Regions from separate parts of the Homo sapiens genome. Here region 1 is linked to region 2. A link is an interaction called in ENCODE POLR2A ChIA-PET data of the cell type or tissue named here. Cell type or tissue: OCI-LY7. All regions are shown on one strand. Each heading gives the region's core, and the rest is flanking DNA. Links, peaks and the distances in the headings are about the cores only.

Region 1 (7,959 bases), core at 1,545-6,544, 67 kb before region 2:
TTCAGTTCAACTCTGATATTTACCTGGAGATAGCTTCAGATCCCATATGTTGAGGGCTCAGTCCCACAAGAACACTCCCTTCTTCCCAGCAGTGCAAGTCCACGCCTCTGGAACTTCTGACCAACCAGCTTCAAGTTGAGACCCCTTCTTTGGGTTCAATTAATTCGGTAGAGTGGCTCACATAACTCAGCGAAATTGACTTATATTTACCTATTTATTATAAAGGATATTGCAAAGGATACAGATGAAGAGATGCATAGGCCAGGTGTGGGAGAAGGAGTGCAGAGCTTCCATGCCATACCTCAGTGCCACCGTTCAGGAACCTTTGTGTGTTCAGCCATCCAGAAGCTTCCTGAGCCTGTCCTTATGTCTTTTTATGGAGGCTTCATTATGGAGACATGATTGACTAAATGATTGGCCATTGGTGATAAACCTAATCTTCAGTCCATCTCCCCTTACCGGGACTGATCCTGCCTTGGTCTTTCTGGTAACCAGCCCCATCCTGAAGCTGCCTAGGGACTGCCAGCCCTCAGTCAATCATTCACATGCAAAAAGACATCACTGTGGAGATTCCGAGGATTTTAGGTTTGGAATCCCTGCCAAGTGCCCGGGATGAAGACCAAATACATATTTCACAATAGCAAACCCTTCTTTTTGTGTGATTGTTTGTGATGAGTAGTCATTGCATTTCCTGTGGCTTTTCCTTGCTTCTGCCACCTTTTGTTTACTTGCTTGTTTTTTTGATGTGCCCATTACCCATCTGAGGCTTTAGATGAGGAAGGTAGGAGCTACCTGTTGTTTCTGTGGCAGAAACATCTTGAGAGTAAAGACCACCACAGGAAGAAAGGGAGGCGCAGGTTCTGGGCCTGGAGTGACCTTAGTCAGCTGACCGTGTGATTCCAGGCTTCGGTTCCTCACTTGTGTAGTGGGAAAAATAATCCTTCCTCTGAGGGTTTGAGGGTGGGGGGTGGACAGCCAAGCAGGTGGTCAGAATGGTGGGTGGAGCCCCTTGCTTCCTATCCGGGCCCTAGCTGTCCTAATCTACCTGGGGCAATCCCTGGAGACTTCTAGGGCCTCAGTTTTCCCATTTTATAGGTAAGGAACCTTCATCCCCTGCCAGACTGTGGCCTTCTTGAGGGCAGGGACTCTGTTTTTAATCTGTAACATTCATTTATTTAACAGTGTTCATTTCTGTGTCGGGCACAGTGCTAAGTGCTGGGTGCTCACTGGTGATGAGGCAGATGAAGGTTACCAAACTTGTGGACAGGAGCCTCATATCAGAGACGTGGACCTCACTGTAGCCTGGTAAGTGAGTGTTATCTGGAGGAAGAGAGGGGATAGATGATGTGTTTGGTTGGAGCGAGTTAATAGATAGCCAGGGGTCTCAGTTTTCTTTGTGAAATGAGGGGCTGGGCTATAACCAGATTAGTTTTAAGGCTGTATTAGCTTGGGCCAGATGCTGGAGGCTTCTGAAAGCCAAGTGGAGGTCTTTATCCTTTTTCTAGAATTGCTGTTAGGAATCTTTATAAATTCTTGAACAGGGAAGGTCAGGCGAAAAGTGGTTGTCAAGGAGAATTTTCTGGACATTCGGAAACACAGTGGACCAAAGCAGTTTTGAAGGTATTGACAGGCATTTTTGAGTTAAGATAGACCTGAAATTAGTCTCTTTCTTGTCCTCATGTGTATTTTTTTTTATTTAAATAAACTTTAAAAAAATAGAGATGGGGGTATTGCTGTTTTGACCAGGCTGGCCTCAAGTAATCCTCCCATTTCAGCTTCGCAAAGTGCTGGGATTACAGGTGTGAGCCACCATATCTGGTCTCACATGTAATTTTAAATCTGCCAAGATCAGCTTCCCCCAGTGTTTCCGATTCTTCCACAGCTGGCTTTTGCCAGGCAGTGAAAAGACAACCCATAAAATAGCCATTCCAGTGGAAGTGTTTTGAAAATAGAGCAATAGTCATGATGTTTACTTCTTTTCTCCTAAAGGCTTAAACTTGAGTGTAAGTTTTATTCATTGTTGACTGGTGATATTGATTTTATCTTGGGTTCGTCCTAAGGAGGCTGGGTATGTCCACTCAGCTCCCCAGTTTTACCCAGTACCTGCTGCTGGACCACAGTCTCCCACCCTCACAGGGGGCTTACGTCGCAGTGGAATGGGTTTTCTCTTTCTCTAGGTCATGGCTTCCAGCTTTTCGAATCTGAGGCTCCAAAGGAGGAAATGACCATTCAGGGATCTTACTCCAGCTTGATTACGGAGACTGAACCTTCATAGGGTGCGCACTTACCAAGGACAGGAAGGTTTCTCTGTTTGAAGGGCTTTAAACTTATAACAAAGAAAATAAAAATGACGACTTCGTCTATCAGACGGCAGATGAAAAACATCGTGAACAATTACTCAGAGGCAGAAATCAAAGTCCGGGAAGCCACCTCCAATGACCCGTGGGGCCCGTCCAGTTCTCTGATGACCGAGATTGCCGACCTGACCTACAACGTGGTGGCCTTCTCGGAGATCATGAGCATGGTGTGGAAGCGGCTGAATGACCATGGCAAGAACTGGCGGCATGTGTACAAGGCGCTGACCCTGCTGGACTACCTCATCAAGACAGGCTCCGAACGTGTGGCCCAGCAGTGCCGGGAGAACATCTTCGCCATCCAGACCCTGAAGGACTTCCAGTACATTGACCGAGATGGCAAGGACCAGGGCATCAATGTGCGTGAGAAGTCAAAGCAACTGGTGGCTCTCCTCAAGGACGAGGAACGGTTGAAGGCTGAGAGGGCCCAGGCTCTCAAAACCAAAGAGCGCATGGCCCAGGTTGCCACTGGCATGGGCAGCAACCAGATCACCTTTGGGCGAGGCTCCAGCCAGCCCAACCTCTCCACCAGCCACTCGGAGCAGGAGTATGGCAAGGCCGGGGGCTCCCCGGCCTCCTACCATGGCTGTGAGTAATGGAAGTGCTTCTCACCCTTTGCCAGAGCAGCAGCAATGGGTGACAGGCAGGGTGGGTGTCTCTGGGCTTAGGGAGTGGTGGCCACTGCAGAGCTCGAACCTGTCCTCAGTACCCAGCTTTTGGTGGCCCAGGCAAATTGTCCTTGGTCTGGATTGAGTTTTGGTTATAAAGGGACTTTTAGTCCCTTGGCTGCTCTGGTTCAGGGATCTCTAACGCCCTTTGCTGCTCTGGGCCTCATTCTGTACATCTGGGCAGACGGTGGGCAGAGGCAGGTCTTTTCTGCTTCCTTGTCAGAATGGGTCTGGCAGCAAAGGAGTTGTCCTGCTGCACATACAATGGGGAGTTGACTCTGGTAGCCAGGAGGAAACAAATGCTCTTTCTTGATAATCTTGTTTCTTTAATCTCATATTAAGTGTTTTTCTGCTGACTGAGCTTCAGGTCTCTTGAATGGCTCAGTATTATTCTACTTCAGCAAAAAAACTTGTACAGGTTGCTAGTGTGAACAAGGCCTCCCTGCCAAACATGCAAATGAGAGTTGCTAGTGATCTGGTTGCATGGCTGGGTCTGCATTGAGTTCTGGTTTTGCATGTTGGATTAATTTGGGTCTTTGCCTTATGGTCAGAAGAGGTTTCAGGGAACAGAGTGGAGTTCAGGGCCTGATGGAAGCTGGTCTCTGTGAGTCACATTGGCATCCTGGCTGTTCATTGGAAGTGGTCCCCCAACAGGTGTTTCTCCATTTTCACAGTGCTATTCCAGCCACAGTGTGGACCCCACACTCAGAGAGACAGGTGGCCCTAGTGGCCTTTGGGGGACAGGGTGAGGATGGAGGTGGGGATTGTAGAAATTATATCTTCTGGCTGCTAAAACAAAAGTGCAGATCCCTAGTAACACTATGTCAGCATAGCAGAAAACTTCTTTTTAAAGGAAGTTGTCTGTAGTTTGACAGACCTCAGTCAACCCTTACTTAGTCAGTGTTCTGTTACCAGACCATTTACTAACATTTCCTGCTTTTGCAGGTTTCGATTTGACATTGTACCGCCACCACTAGCATTTTGAGAAATGTGTTAAATGAGAGATTTGCATATTAAAGTCAGATTTCCTGCTTCTAGGAATTCTGAATTATTACCGAGCTTGGAGCAGGTTAACATATTCTTGTCCCATATGTAGTTGTCATTTTTCTTCTTAGTTTGAACTGTTTTGCTTAAGCAAAGGTTGTGACCTTGGTTAAACCACTTGAAAACAATTTAACCTTAATCTCCAGAAGCCTCAATGCAGGGTTAAATTGCACCAAAACAAATGAAGATTGCCCTTTAAGAAGTGAAATTGTTTTATTTCTCTCAAGGATCCTCTTACCAACCCCCAGAGAGGCTCTCTTTGGATTGAGTTGGTCCCAACCTGCCTTGACTTCCTCTGTCCCTGTGACTGTGGCTGTGGCTTTGATGCAGGCCAAGGGGAGCTGCCATTCTCTTTATGTGCTTTTCATGGTCATTATTCTCAAGAAGCCAGAGGATGCTAAGCAAGGAGCTGAAACAGCTTCATGTTCCATGAACAATTTGTGGAACTTTGCAGATGCAGGGGTTGGAACAGTGGGGATGCAGGAGCCTGGTTTGATCCACCCCTCCTCCTCATACCGAGTCCAGGGCCTGTAGCCATAGGTCCTGCTGGGCTAAATGATACTGCTGCAGTTCCAGCTGTGATGTTTTTGGTTCCCTCAGACCTTACGCTTGAGCTGCATGTTCAGGGTCAGAATGTGGTCAGTGGGCTTTTCACAGCTTCCACCGCAGTGGGCTGCGGGGTTGACCCCGAGTGGCCTTGGCCCGTACCTCCTGCAGGGGCTGCTGCGCACCCTCTAATGGCGTGTCTCTCTGTGTGTGTGTGTGTGTCCCTGCCCCACAGCGCCTGAGGCCTCGCTGTGCCCCCAGCACCGCACAGGGGCCCCGCTGGGTCAGAGTGAGGAGCTGCAGCCACTGAGCCAGCGCCACCCCTTCCTGCCGCACCTGGGGCTGGCCTCCCGCCCAAATGGCGACTGGTCCCAGCCCTGCCTCACTTGTGACCGCGCAGCCCGAGGTGGGACGGCGGTTTGCTTTTTTCCTTACTAGAAATGCTGGGCAGCTTGCTGGGGGTGTGCTTGCCATGCCAGTACAGCCAACTCTCTCCCTGTCTCCTCTGGGCCTGGGGGTTTGGCCTCCAGCAGGCCCAGGAGCCCTTTCTTCCTCTCTCCTGGGAGCTTGTGGCCTGGTCGTGCTCCGCTTCCAGGATCACATGTCACTTGCTAGAAGTTCTGTCAAAGGTTTAGCAGGGGAGCTGTTCTTTGGGTAAGGCATGGGGTGATGGCCCATGCTCTCCCCATGCTCCCATTCCCTGACAAACTGGAGGGGGCTCTGCCACCTATCAGGCCCACCCATGGTGGTGGGTCAGACAACTTGGCTTGTTGGACCGGAAATGTGTGATTTAAACCTCACAACACCAGACAAATATAAGATCCTCAGTGATGGTCATTGGAAGCCATTATCCTTAATGCAGTAATGTATGCCTTGCCCTGAATAAAATGGGATTTTTTTTTTGCTTCCCAATTAACTGCTGTTCTTCCTGAAATCCCTGTTACCATGGAAAACAGAGAGTTAGCTGTACTGTCAATTCTAGGTCACGGTGTTTGAAGATACCTAATTCAATGGGTAACTAAAAATGGGGCTTCTCTTTCTACTAATTAATAATGTATCCTGATCAGAGCCTTACAACTGTAGCAGGTTAAACTGAAAACAGATTTTCACTGTTTCCTACAAGAAAATGCTCTCAGTCTACCATTGGTCCCAAGTGGGTTCTCTGCTACAGGGAAGAAAGGTGTCTGTTCTCTTCTACTCTTCTTACAAGAAGGGGCACGACAGAGAGCTTTTGTGCGACTTCCCTGATAAGGTGACCAGCCTTTATTCAGCCCTGGAAACAGTTACAGTTCATTCATGCCTCATTAATATTACAGCTTGTTTGACTTGGGTATTTGTGTAATAACTATATTTAACTCTAGGATATTTTCCTTCATGTCCCTGTTTTCCCCTAACAGTTTATACAGGATTTTGGCTTCTTCTAAACTGACATTAGAAAACGTAAGGAAGGCCAGCTCTGCACTGTAAAGAATGTAAATGATAAAAGCATTCGTTAAAGGGTCACCCAGAGGCATTGGAGTTACATGCCCATTTCACCCCCCCAGATAGTCAGAGGCTGCTGTTCTCAGCAGGTCCCGCGGAACTCTCCATGGAGTTCCCTTTTTGTTTTTCCCATGTTCTACCCATTTGGTAACTGACAAGGTCTGTTTTGAGCCTTGGTGGCCAATTTTGTGTTACCCTGGCCCTCTAGCTCTCCCGCTGGCAAACTGGCTTTCCTGGGACGTTTGCATGTTAAATACAGCCTGGCAGGCCTGCAGGCTGGCCATCTTCCCCCACTGCGGCTGTCTTTGGCCCTGCCTCTGCACCTTCGCCTGTGCCATTCCGTTCTCTCTGCTTGGATATCGCTCCCACCACCTGCCCCCTGTTCCCCCAACCTGGCAAGTTGCTTAAGGTATCCACCCCGTGTGGATTTATGTTGTCCTTCAGCCCTGATAGGAGTTGAAGATAAAAATGAGTATTTTTTTCTTTGAAGATTTCTCATGCCCCAGATGAGTTTTGAGCAAACAAGTGTTATATGGATTGCATTTCATCCTTTAACTGTTGGGTGTGGCATCCTCTCCACATCTCACTCCCTCCCCGTCAGAGGGTAGGGGGCTGTCGGAGTCCAGGGCAAAGATTCTGGCCATGTTTCTTCTCTGTTCTTTCTTGATGCTTCACAAAGGGTTGAGTATAAGGTAAGTGCTTAATCTATGCACACCAGTGGATTTGTTTGGAGCACACCTTCTTGGAAATCAGCAGTGGGAAGGTCAGAATGATGCCGGCCATTCAGAAAACTGTCAGGTGAGATGCAGGCTGTGATTCAGGAGAGATGTTTGTGAGGGGTGCATTTGGGACTGCAGACCCCACAGAGGCAGAGGAGGCAGACTGCTCAGAAGCCCTCTTCACATGAGAGCAGCCACAGCCGGGAAGGCCTCTTGTGTGACTGGCGATAATCATGAGGATGTCTGAGGAGAGCTTTCTTTCATGTGCCATATGTCATCTCATCCTCCCTGTGCCCCTCCCTCTCTCTCACCTCCCACATAGATCTGTAGATCTGACCTTGGAAGTCTCTTGAATTGTCCATCTTGTTCCATGGCCTCAATTCAGTGCCAGCCTTCTGACCAATTTCCTGCTGTCATTATCTCCCAGTCTCACCTACCCTCCATCTTCATAAAGGATGCCCTGGTCCTGAGTCTCAGCCCCTTTAGATGCCAGGCCCTGCAGGGCCATCCCAGAGCCTTTGACGTTGCAGACCTCAGTTGCTTCCACCAGCTGTGTCCCCTGCCCTCAGTCTGGGGGTCCTCCTGTTCCGGCGGAAGCATTCCAGACCTTCCCAGGCCTGCTGACGTCTGCCTGCAGGCACAGCTCTGGGCTTTCCTTTTGAAGCCTGGTCTACCTGCCCTCTGCTCTGTATTTATTGAGTTCCCATGGGGCACCAGGCACTGAGCACAGAACAGAGCCCCTTGCCCTCGTGGAGCTTATATGGTAATGGGAAAGAAAAACACAATATAAATTATTCAGCATGTTATGTAATGAGCGCTCTGGAAAACAGCAAAACAAAAACAGTCTTGCTTGAGTGTCTTTGGGGAGGTAAGAGAGGGTGGCTTGCAGTATGAATGGATCAAGGATTGAAGGAGTGTGAGGGTGAGCCTTGTGGAGGTTGGAAAGAGCCTTCCAGGCAGAAGGGCAGCTGTGCAAAGGCCCTGAGGTGGGAGTGTGCTCAGGGTGTTTGAGAAAAGGCAGCCAGTGAGGTGGCGATGAGTGACGGAGCATGGCCAGTATGTGGGGGTGGAGCGTGGCAGAGGTGGGCCTGGAGGAGGTGTGGGGCAGGGCCTCTCAACTCTGTCTGGTTGGGAGCATTCCTTGAA
Region 2 (7,059 bases), core at 1-5,000:
ATGACACTGCACAGGGCCCATGTATGTTCCCTCCCAAAAGGTAACACCAAGCTGCCAGCATGGTCCTATCAGCCAGCACTCCCCCAGCAGTGGTATCTGATTCCTGCTCCTCTGTACCTCACGAAAACATGGCATTACCAATCTTTTAAATTTGAGCCGTCCTAGTGAGAGAATAGTGGTAGCTCACTGTAGCTTTAACTTATATTTTCCTTCATTTTAGATTTTTCTTACTGAAATAAGGTTGAGACCTTTACCTGTTTCTTGGTCACCTGGATGTCCTCTTTTGTGAAGAACCTACTCAAGTCTCTTGCCCGGTTTTCTACTTGATGGTCTTTTTCTTTTTTCTTCATTAAAAACATTTTTTTTTTTTGAGACAGGGTCTTGCTCTGTTGCCCAGGCTGGAGTGCAGTGGTGCAATCATGGCTCACTGCAACCTCAACCTCCTGGGCTGAAGTGATCCTCCCACCTCAGCCTCCCAAGTAGCTGGGACTATAGGCGTGTGCTGCCATGCCTAATTTTTAAATTTTTTGTAGAGATGGGGTCTCACTATGTTGCCCAGGCTAGTCTCAAACTCTTGGGCTCAAGCAATCTTCCTGCCTCAGCCTCCCGAAGTGCAGGGATTACAGGTGTGAGTCACCTTGCCTGGCCTGGCCTTTTTCTTATTGATTTATAGTGTGTATATGTGTGTTTATCCTGTGACTTATCTTTTCATTTTTAGTGATGTCTTTGAATGAACATAAGCCCTTAATTTTAATATAGTCAACTTCATTGATCTTCTCCTTCATGGAGTCCTGCCAGAAAATCTTCCCTTACCCTGATATCATGGCTATAGTCCTCTATGCTACATATCCATCTGAAATTGACTTGTGTGTATGAGGACAGGCTGAAGTTTTTTCCTATGTATATCAAATTGTCCCAGCACCATTTATTAAAAAGACCAGGCTGGCGGGCGCCTGTAGTCCCAGCCACTCAGGAGGCTGAGGCAGGAGAATGGCGTGAACCCGGGAGGCGGAGCTTGCAGTGAGCTGAGATCACGCCACTGCACTCCAGCCTGGGCGACAGAGCGAAATTCTGTCTCAAAAAAAAAAAAGACCAGGCTGGGAGCAGTGGCTCATGCCTGTAATCCCAGCACTTTGGGAGGCTGAGGTGGCAGATCACTTGAGGCCAGGAGTTCAAGACCAGCCTGGGTAACGTGGCAAAACCCCTTCTCTATGAAAAATCCAAAAATTAGGCGAGGCGCGGTGGCTCACACCTGTAATCCCAGCACTTTGGGAGGCTGAGGCAGGTGGATCATCTGAGGATGGGAGTTCAAGAACAGCCTGGCCAACATGGTGAAACCCCATCTCTACTAAAAATACAAAAATTGGCTGGGTGTGGTCGCATGTGCCTGTAGTCCCAGCTACTCCGGAGGCTGAGGCAGAATTGCTTGAACCCAGGAGGCAGAGGTTGCAGTGAGCTGAGATCGTGCCACTGCACTCCAGCCTGGGAGACAGAGCAAGACTCCATCTCAAAAATAAAAACAAAAACAAAAACAAAAATTAGCCGGGCATGGTGGTGCATGCCTGTAATCCCAGCTACTTGGAAGGCTGAGGCACCAGAATCGCTTGAATCCAGGAGGCCGAGGTTGCAGAAAAAATCTTTCAACATTTCACCAGTAAAAGTGATGTTTGCTCTAAGCTTTTCATAGATAATCTTGATCAGGTTAGGGAAGCTTCCTTCTATTCCTAGTTTACTAAGCTTTTATCATGAATGGGAGTTGAATTTTACCATGTGTTTTCTTCATTTATGGGGATGATCATGATTTTTTTTTTCTTTTTTTTTTTGAGATGGAGTCTTGCTCTGTCACTCAGGCTGGAGTGCAGTGGTGCAATCTTGGCTCACTGGAACCTCTGCCTCCCAGTTTCAAGCGATTCTCCTGCCTCAGCTTTCCAAGTAGCTGGGATCACAGGCGTGCGCCACCAAACCCGGCTAATTTTTGTATTTTTAGTAGAGAAGGAGTTTCACCATGTTGGCCAGGCTGGTCTCAAATTCCTGACCTCAAATGATCTGCCTGCCTCGGCCTCCCAAAGTGCTGGGATTACAGGTGTGAGCCATGGTGCCTGGCCTGACTCTGACTTTTCTTCTTTTTAATGTGGTGAATTATTTAGAGACAGGGTCTTGCTACGTTGCCCAGGTTAGTCTCAAACTCCTGGCCTCAAGCAATCTTCCCACCTCGGCCTCCATATGAGCCACTGTGCCTGGCCAACTATAGATGTCATAAAACCTTTGTATTTTTGGAATAAACCCTACTTCTCATGATGTATTATATTATCCTTTTTTTATCTTGCTAGTTTCTGAATATTTCATTTAGGAGTTTTGAATTCAGTTTCTGAATATTTTGTTTGGGAGTTTTGCAACTCTGTTCATGAAGGAGTTTCTTCTTTTTAATGTCCTCAGCAGGCTTTAGAATCAAAACTATGCTGACCTAAAAAAGCTGGGGAATGTTTAATCTTTTCAATTCTAGGAGTTTGTGTAAATCTGTCGTTACTTCCTCTTCTTTTTTTTCTTACACTTCTGCCATGGAAGGTGTCATTCTTTAAATGCCTGGTGGAACTCAGTGATGAAGACACTCGGACTTGGAACTTTCTTTGTGAGAACATTTTTAATTATAGATTCAATTTAATAGACATAGGACTACTCAGATTCTTATTCCTTTTTTGCAGTTTTGGTAGTTATCTTTTTCTAGGAATCTGACCATTTCATCTACCTTGCCAAATGTATAGCAAATGGCTGTTCTTTATATCTTATCTTTTTACTGTCTGCAAGATCTGTAACATGTTCCTTTTTCATTCCTGCCATTTCTGTCTTCTGTTTCTTCTTATTATTTTTTAGAGATAGGGTCTAGCGCTGGCACCCAGGCTGGAGTGCAGTAGCATGATCATAGCTCACTACACCCCCAAACTCCTAGGCTCAAACAATCCTCCCACCTCAGCCTCCCGAGTAGCTGGGACTACAGGTTTGAGCCACTGTGCCTGGCCAATTTTTCTATTTTTTGTAGAGACAGGGTCTCACCATGTTGCCCAGGTTAGTCTTGAACTCCTGGGCTCAAGCGATCCTACCGCCTCAGCCTCCCAAAGTGTTGGGATTATAGGTGTGAGTGACCCCACTTAGCCTGTTTTTTCATCGTCTTAACTTGGGGTTTTCAGTTTTAAAAACCAACTTTTGCCTCTTTCATCTCTTCTGTTGTAAGTGTGCTTTCTGTTTAATGAATTAATTTCTGCTGTTTCTCATTCTATTCTGCTTTCTTTGGGTTTAACTTGCTATTCTTTTACTAATTTCTTTTTTTTTTTGAGATTGAGTTTCACTCTTTCGCCCAGACCGGAGTGAAGTGGCACAATCTCAGCTGACTGCAACCTCTGCCCCCCAGGATCAAGTGATTCTCCTGCCTCACTCAGCCTCCCCATTAGCTGGGATTATAGGCACCTGCCACGGGCCTGGCTAATTTTTTTTTTTTTTTTTTTTTTTTGAGACGGAGTTTCGCTCTTGTTGCCCAGGCTGGAGTGCAATGGCATGATCTTGGCTCACTGCAACCTCCACCTCCCGGGTTCAAGTGATTGTCCTGCCTCAGCCTCCCGAGTAGCTGGAATTACAGGTACGTGCCACCATGCCTGGCTAATTTTGTATTTTTAGTAGAGACAGGGTTTCTCCATGTTGGCCAGGCTGGTCTCGAACTCCCGACCTCAGGGGATCCGCCCGCCTTGGCCTCCCAAAGTACTGGGATTACAGGCATGAGCCACTGCGCCCAGCCTATGCCTGGCTAATTTTTAATATTTTTAGTAGAGATGGGGTTTCACCATGTTGGCCAGGCTGGTCTCGAACTCCTGACATCAGGTGATCCACCCGTTTTGGCCTCCGAAAGTGCTGGGATTACAGGCGTGAGCCACCACACACAGCCTTCTTTTACTACTTCTTTTTTTTTTTTGAGATGGAGTCTCACTCTGTCGCCAGGCTGGAGTGTAGTGACGCGATCTCAGCTCACTGCTATCTCCACCTCCTGGGTTCAAGCGATTCCCCTGCCTCACCCTCCTGAGTAGCTGGGGCTACAGAAGCCCACCACCACACCTGGCTAATTTTTTGTATTTTAGTAGAGATGGGGTTTCACCATGTTGGCCAGGCTGGTCTTGAACTCCTGACCTCGTGATCCACCCGCCTCAGCCTCCCAAAATGCTGGGATTATAGGCATGAGCCACCGTACCCAGCCACTAATTTCTTAAGAGAGATGCTGAAATCATTAATTTTTCAGCCTATTTTCTTCTCTAACATGCATTTAAAATTACAAAATTGGTCAGGCGCAGTGCCTCAGGTCTGTAATCCCAGCACTTTGGGAGGCTGAGGTGGGTGGATCACCTGATGTCAGGAGTTGAGACCAGCCTGGCCAACATGGTGAAACCCCATCTCTAATAAAAACACAAAAAAAATCAGCTGGGCATAGTGGCAGGCGCCTGTAATCCCAGCTACTTGGGAGGGTGAGGCAGGAGAATCATTTGAACCCGGGAGGCAGGTTTGCAGTGAGCCAAGACCGCCCGCCATTGCACTCCAGCCTGGGCAACAAAAACGAGACTTCATTTCAAAAAATAAATAAATACGACCAGGCATGGTGGCTCACGCCTGTAATCCCAGCCCTTTGGGAGGCCGAGGTGGGCGGATCATTTGAGGTCAGGAGTTCGAGACCAGCATGACCAACATGGAAAAATCCTGTCTCTACTAAAAATACAAAATTAGCCGGGCGTGGTGGTACATGCCTGTAATCCCAGCTACTAAGGAGGCTGAGGCAGGAGAATCGGTTGAACTCAGGAGCAGGAGGTTGCAGTGAGCCGAGATCGTGCCATTGCACTCCTGCCTGGGCAACAAGAGCAAAACTCTGTCTCAAAAAATTAAATAAATAAATAAAAATTAAAAATAAAATAAAATGACAAAATTTCCCTCTATCCATGACTTTAACTGCCCCCTGCAAATTCAAATAGCTCAGTATTTTTATTATCATTCAATTCAAAATTCCATTATTCCATCAGTATTTCTTCTTTGACATATGGGTTGTTTTTAGAAGTTATTTTCTTATTTTTCAAACATATGGAGATTTTTCTCATTATCCTTGCTATTGGTCCCTAGCTTAAGTTCACTGTGGTCAAAGAAAATACTCCACTCCTCCTGAAAAGCTAAAAGAATTCCAATGTACTGGCGCTGACTCACTACCGGATCACCACTGACAGCTGAGTCTACTTGCTTTACTGCCTCTCCCCATGCCTCAGTCAACTCTTCCTACTTGTGAGGAATTTCAAAGTAAATCACAGATCTCTGGACACTTTCCCCAAAATACTTCACTATGCATGTCAGCAAATAGAGCTCAATATTTGTTCACAGTTCTTTTGAGATAAAATTTATGCATAATGAAACATAAATCTTAAAGTGTACTATTCAATGGATTTTGACAAATGCATACATCTGTGTACTAGCTGCTTTCAAGATTTTCTTTTTGGCTGGGTGCAGTGGCTCATGCCTGTAATCTCAGCACTTTGGGAGGCTGAGGTGGCTGGATCATGAGGTCAGGAGTTCAAGACCAGCCTGGCCAAAATGGTGAAACCCCATCTCTACTAAAAATACAAAAATTAGCCAGGCATGGTGGCAGGCACCTGTAATCCCCAGCTACTCAGGAGGCTGAGGCGGAGAATTGCTTGAACCTGGGAGGCGGAGGTTGCAGTGAGCCGAGATCGCGCCACTGCACTACAGCCTGGGTGACAGAGCAAGACTCCGTCTCGAAAAAAAGAGAAAAAAAAGATTTTCTTTTTGTCTTTGGTTTTCAACTGTTTGATTATCATGCACCTAGGGGTGGGTTTCTTCCATTTATCCTGCTTGAGTTTTGTCTTCTTGAATTTGTGGCTTGATGTCTCTCATCATTTTTGAAAAGAATTGTAGCTATTTATCCCTTCCAATATTGTCTCCAGCTTGTCCTCTCCCCCTCCTTCCAGGATTCCAATTCCATATGGCAGACTTTCAGTATTCTCTGTCTCCTACCTTCTCATCTATATTTTCTATTCTTGGGTTTCACTGTAGATATTTTCCTTTGACCTTTCAGTATATAGTTATCTCTTCAGCTGTGTTTAATCTGCTGAATTCCTGCTTTTGGTTATCATATTTTTCAATTCTAGAATTTCTATTACAATGTTTAAAAAATATGGCCAGGCATGGGGCTCAAGCCTGTAACACCAGAACTTTCTTAGGCCAAGGTGGGAGGATTGCCTGAGCTCAGGAGTTCAAGACCAGCCTGGCCAACATGGTGAAACCCTGTATCTACTAAAAATACAAAAAATTAGCCGGACATGGTGGTGCATGCCTGTAGTCCCAGCTACTGGGGAGGCTGAGGCATAAGAATCGCTTGAATCCAGGAGGTAGAGGTTGCAATGAGCTGAAATGGCGCCACTTTACTCAGAAAGACAGAGCAAGACTCTGTCTGCAATTAAAAAAAAAAAAAAAAATCGGCTGGGCGTGGTGGCTCACGCCTGTAATCCCAGCACTTTGGGAGGCTGAGGCGGGCAGATCACGAGGTCAGGAGATCGAGACCATCCTGGCTAACACGGTGAAACCCCGTCTCTACTAAAAATACAAAAAAAAAAATTAGCCGGGCACGGTGGTGGGTGCCTGTAGTCCCAGCTACTCGAGAGGCTGAGGCAGGAGAATGGCATGAACCCAGGAGGCAGAGCTTGCAGTGAGCTGAGATCGTGCCACTGCACTCCAGCCTGGGCAACAGAGCAAGACTCAGTCTCAAAAAAAAAAGTCAGGCTTCCTAGTTCTCTGCCATAATTCTCAGTCTGTTTTATCTCTTTTGATCATAGTAAAAATATATCTGACAATTTCAGTGTCTAGAGATTCTGTTTATCTCTATTGCTTTATTGCCTTATTTTTGCTGGTTATCATTTATGTTGTCTTGGTTCTTGTGTGCCTCATTATATGCCAGATACTACATTTGAAAAAATATATAGAAATAATTTTATGTCTATGAGATGTTATCTTTCTCCAAAGAGT

What was found. Peaks named below come from ENCODE experiments on the same cell type or tissue, not always from the same donor. Only the 100,000 strongest peaks of a DNase experiment are listed, where the experiment ranks them.
Region 1: POLR2A ChIA-PET joins it to region 2 with 7 read pairs; 6 of 35 experiments call an interaction of 5 or more read pairs at or near these places.

The regions. Positions count from the first base shown.
Region 1 is chr17:19,280,773-19,288,731 of GRCh38, forward strand. It overlaps EPN2 (epsin 2), which reads left to right. Exons shown (of 11, transcript NM_014964.5): 2 at 1,183-1,305; 3 at 2,178-2,942; 4 at 4,848-5,018. The coding sequence starts at 2,348. Among named protein-coding and RNA genes, the nearest start is that of EPN2-IT1, 13 kb to the left of the region's middle. RefSeq lists a silencer at 3,892-4,031 and an enhancer at 4,918-5,466. In OCI-LY7, for the core only: no CTCF peak of the experiment used is centred there; a DNase peak (open chromatin) is centred at 3,929; H3K4me3 peaks cover 704 bases.
Region 2 is chr17:19,349,034-19,356,092 of GRCh38, forward strand. All of the region lies in intron 3 of B9D1 (B9 domain containing 1), which reads right to left. Among named protein-coding and RNA genes, the nearest start is that of MIR1180, 8.0 kb to the left of the region's middle. In OCI-LY7, for the core only: no CTCF peak of the experiment used is centred there; no DNase peak of the experiment used is centred there.